2 separate regions of the Homo sapiens genome follow, and region 2 is linked to region 1. A link is a loop called in an ENCODE intact Hi-C map of the cell type or tissue named here. Cell type or tissue: CD4-positive, alpha-beta T cell. All regions are shown on one strand.

What was found. Peaks named below come from ENCODE experiments on the same cell type or tissue, not always from the same donor. Only the 100,000 strongest peaks of a DNase experiment are listed, where the experiment ranks them.
Region 2: a loop joins it to region 1, with 4 times the contacts of the local background. A loop is called at or near these places in 13 of 110 quality-filtered maps.

What each region holds. Positions count from the first base shown.
Region 1 is chr1:185,043,533-185,046,032 of GRCh38, forward strand. It overlaps RNF2 (ring finger protein 2), which reads left to right and starts at 2,026. Exons shown (of 7, transcript NM_007212.4): 1 at 2,026-2,117. RefSeq lists a silencer at 1,656-1,915. In CD4-positive, alpha-beta T cell, a CTCF peak has its summit at 1,534; a DNase peak (open chromatin) is centred at 1,889; H3K4me3 peaks cover 1,220 bases; H3K27ac peaks cover 676 bases.
Region 2 is chr1:185,311,363-185,313,862 of GRCh38, forward strand. The region is part of intron 1 of IVNS1ABP (influenza virus NS1A binding protein); the gene reads right to left. Among named protein-coding and RNA genes, the nearest start is that of IVNS1ABP, 4.6 kb to the right of the region's middle. In CD4-positive, alpha-beta T cell, no CTCF peak of the experiment used is centred here; no DNase peak of the experiment used is centred here; H3K4me3 peaks cover 483 bases.

The sequences.
Region 1 (2,500 bases):
TATATTTAACTTTCATCCATAAAGTTCCTGCGCTTTCTACAAATCATCACTTTTCTCAACATCAATTGAATTGCTTAATCTAACCACACATCATGATTTTCAAAGGCATTTTAATTAGAGCAAAAGTTCTAAATTATGAACACCTGTCTTCCTTTAATTGAACTACACATGCACTCGTCATGAAGGAAGAAGGGAGATGCTTCTGCAACTGCACTGTTTCTAGAAAGTGGACTTTCACAAGAAGGGAGAAGCAGAGCTTCCCTGATTATTTTGATTTTGTTGTTGTTGTTGTTTTGTTTTGTTTTGAGACGCAGTCTCGCCGAGACACCCAGGCTGGAGTGTCATGGCGCGATCTCGGCTCACTGCAACCTCTGCTTCCCAGGTTCAAGCGATTCTCCTGCCTCAGCCTCCCGAGTAGCTGGGACTGCAGGCGCGTGCCACGACACCTGGCTAACTTTTTTTTGTATTTTTAGTAAAGACAGTTTCACCATATTGGCCAGGCTGATCTCGAACTCCTGATCTCAAGTGATCCGGTGGCCTTGGGCTCCCAAAGTGCTGAGATTACAGGCGTGAGCTACCACACCCAGCCTTTTTTTCTCCCCCCACATTGGAGGAAGAGTTTAACCTTGAAGGGCTTGTAGAGTCAGATAACTGTCACTTGTTATTTAAAGTTATAGATAGTAGGCAAAAGCTTTCAAGCCACTGAAAAAGAATAATGCTTGTTTTCTTTGATGGATTGTTAGGTAGCATATATAATGTGCTGTATTTAACACCTGTCCTTTTTCTTTCCACCCATCCAAGGCGTCAAAGGCCATCTTAAATCCCGGCTCCTCAGGAAATCATCCCCAAACACACCAGCTGGAATTGATATTTTTCTTTTCCAAATTCCTATGTAAATTCATGTCATTTATTTGGAATTGCTTATAGAGAGTTTCAGAGCGTTAAAGAACTGGAAAGGACCTAGGATTCAATACAATTCTCTCATCTCGCAGACGAAGAAAATGAAGTGCAGAGGAGCTACGCAATCTACGTAAGTCACATAGACACACATTGGAGGCTATGAACCTAGTTTGCCCAATTCCCACTGCAGTCCATTGGTTTATGCCTCTATGCCTTCAGATTTACGGTCTGGTATTGCTGGTTATCTTCTCAAGAGAACATGACATCTCAACAATAGTACATATAGAGATCAGGGAACTTTCAATTCTTCGTTACTTCTTCAGCTCATAATTTATATGCATTAAATGTCGGATAATTTACTGGAGACTAACTGGCTGTGTTTTAGGTAATGATTACATCTATTAATCTATTACTTCGTAAATCCTCAAGTTCAGAAGGTAACACTGGAAGGGGCCAAGGAGGTAGGAATAAAGCAGCAGCAAGGTAAATAGTAAGAGCTGATGACCACAATCAGAATGTTAAGCTAAGTTTAGAGTGGAAGGTCATTTTCCCAGGAGCAATTACACTTGCAGTTTTATCCTGCAAGGATGAAAAGTGTATGTTTGTTGTACGAGAGCGGAAGGGTGCCGAAGTTCATGTGAAGTTCTGCAAACCAAAGCCTGATGAGGATTTCCGCCGGGTGGGACAGGTTTAAGAGGACGAACTCATGAGAAAGAAGTCTGAGCCCAAACCCCAGAAGCCGGCCAGGAAGGTGTAAAGGGTGGGCCGAAGCCAGGGCAGAAGAACCCAAGCAGAAGGTTGAGCACGAGGTGGCTGCGCCGTCATCCGGGCGTTGCCCGGGGGCTACGTCGGACCGCGGTGGGCGCCGGGGGGGCGTGGCCGGCCAGCCCAGGGCGGGGCGGTGGCGCGGGTTCTCCAGGCCAACACGCGGCGGCGCACCCTCCCTCGCGCCGCGGGCCTCCCCGCGCCGTGCACGTCCTCGTCCCGCGCCTCCGCCCCTCGCTCGCTCGCTCCTTCCCGCCCTCCCCGCAGCGCCGGCCGAGCCGGCTTCCCCTCAGTCTCTCATGAATATTGAGCGGCCCCTGTTGTATTTCCCGAGCTCCATTGCGGAAGCTGAGGCTCGCCATATTGTGCGGCGGCGCCGGCGTCCGCGGCAGCTGATACCAGAGTCTTGCTCCGGCCGCGGCCAGCGGAGCCCTGGGCTGGGGCAGGAGCCGGTGAGTGGGGCGGGCGGGGAGGCGAAGGACGCGGAAGCAGCGGGCCGGGACACGCGTCTACTCGGCAGCGTTGCAGGCGACTGACGGGGGCCCCGGAGTGTGGGGGGGGTGTGTGTCCGCGGGGGTGTGAAGGGACATGGCGCCGCCGCCGCCCCCGGCCGCTCTCGCGGCGGAGACGGCGGGTGAAGCGGGTTCTCATTGTTCCCGTGTCTTCGAGGGTCGTGGGAGGGAAGGGAGCTGGTTTGCGGAGGACCCAGTCAGCGAAGCGCCGGGATTCCTTCCTTCGCCGCGAGCCTTTCGCTGCCCTTTCCTCTGCGCGGAGGCCGGCGCTGCGGCGCGGTCCCCTCGCCTCCGGGGGCGGGGGCCCCAGCCTCTCTGCAGCC
Region 2 (2,500 bases), 270 kb after region 1:
CAAAGACTGTCATTGATCTAGGTAGAGCAGATCATGTAAAACAAGTCCTGATCTTCAAGAGATTTGACATAAATGGCAAAAATATTCCCATTACATAAAAAAAGAACACAAATGCAATTCCACATAAACATTTTTCATTTAACTTGCAACAACCCAAGTGATTAAAAAAAAAAAAAAAAGTCCTTTCCCAAAGGGCAGGGGCTAATGACCTATGTTTATGAGAGGTATAAAAGCACAAGACTACAAAACAAATGTCAATACTGTTTAATTCTAATATTCTTTATTATTAATTTCCAACTAATATGCAAACATGAGATCTGTTTTGAGCCAGCAAGCAACCTTAGGCATTATTCCCAAGCATATATACTATGTTACTGTTCCTCAAAATGAACTCTGCACTTCCCAGGCTCTGTTAACTTTGTTCAAGTTCTTCTCTCTACCTGGAAGGCCCTTAACCCAACCTCTGCCAGAGGAAATCTTACAGCCATAGAGCCTCTGCCAAATGCTCCCAGTTGGGAAGCAGTTTCTCCTCATCCTCCACATTTAGAACCCTATCTGAGGGGTATTTATGATCTTCCAGCTGGTCTGTTTCATGCTGTATTTATATTCATGCTGTATTTATATATACTTGTTTATCTTCCTTGACTCATGGGCAAACCTTCTGTCTTGTTCATCTTTTGTATCCATCCCATCTCCTCTCTACCAGGACTAGCCTAAAAACTTGAACATAAAGATGAGTAATTTGTTGGAATAAACTAAACAGAAGGGAAAATACTGATGCCTGTGCTTTGTATAATCATTTTTCTCATACACAGTAATAAACTACCAATGGAATCATTCTGGTTCAAACCTAATCTTCAAGGTAATCAGTCCTCCTACCTATTCTCCCTCCCTCATTTTCACATCATCAATTACTAGTGTCAAATTCTGATGGTACTTATTTTGTAATCACCTGAACTGCTATTACACCACTATTAACTCTGGAAACCAGAACTAAGGAATAACTTACCTGAAATACGTGCAAATATATTCATTTTTATGGATATCTTAAGATTATTTGCCTTATACATCAATACAACAATTCTAAATCTAACAATTACGTCAAAGTGAATAATCACTTACCACAGGACTCCACTGCAGGCTGGTCCAGTTCGAATTCAACAAACCTACTATGTTTAGTTCAACATGTGTCCTAACAGGTCTCTCTGTAACAGGTTTCATTTCAAGGAAACCCAATAATGCCAATTCGGGTTGGGATTGTTGTGAATGCTTACCCTTGCATCAAAACTATATCACAGCATTAGGTAATATTGATTTCCTCTGCTCTACCTTTTATCTAGGTTAGTTAATTTGGCTTTTCTCTAAGAAACTAGTTCTAACAAATGTTTTCCAAATATACATAATTCTTTCTACACAGAGAGAACACACTATCCTAAAGAAACCTTCAAACATTTTCAGCCAAGACCTGGCTCAAACTAAGAAAATTTTCATATATATATGATTTATACTGGCATGGTCAATTCACAGGCATAGTTGGCAACTCCTAACTTCAGTTTCATAAGCTGCTCTTAAAATAAGAGGAAGGAGTCCCCATGCAAATTGTTATATTAAAATGCATCCTCTGAAAAGCCAAAAACATTATAATATGAAGGTACTATTTTAAACTTTGACCAGTTTTACTCACTTTTTACTTGTAAACTTGATCTAACAAAAAATAAAAATGGTATCCACTTACTATATTTGACAAATTGAATGATCTACCTAAAATTTATTTTGGAAAAAAATGGTTAAAATTACTGCAGCCCTTGGAGAAAACACTGGAGAATTTTTGGGGCAATTTGCATCAGACAAATTTGTACAATATTATTATGAGTTTTGCAGTAAAATGAATCCTGTATTTAGTGCTTGATTTTTATTTAGTTTTTACTCTAATTCCATGACAGTACCTGATTTTTAGTACATCAAGGTCATAATATGAACCTCATCTCTTTAATATCTACTGATCAGAGTACAAAGCTACTTGATTTTAAAAGCCAGCCCAAATCTAGATGACATTTAAGTTAATGCAAACTTACTTTATTCAATTATTGTCCTCATACACTATATACCTACTTCCCGCCCACCTCAAGTTTGGAGGGGATCAGATCAATTCCTGTCTGTAAAACCATGTTTTTGAAAGTTCCTATTTACTTTCATTAAAGTGAGCTAGGGCAAATCAAGAGTTTTAAACTACTCCCCAAATTGACGGGAGATCTTATTTGGTCTATAAAACTCAAGCACGATAACTAGTGGAATTAAAAAATGGGGAAAATTGTTTTCTTTGAAAATCCAAACCAAAAGTCCAGACATCCCAGAGTCATATAAGAGTATGAAACGTAGAATTGTTTGGTGTTTAAAATACACTTTCAACTAAATCTACACCTAGGTCACTTTTCTTACACATTTAAAATTAAAACTAGGATCAAATACAATATATTCAGATAAATTCAGCATACTTCTA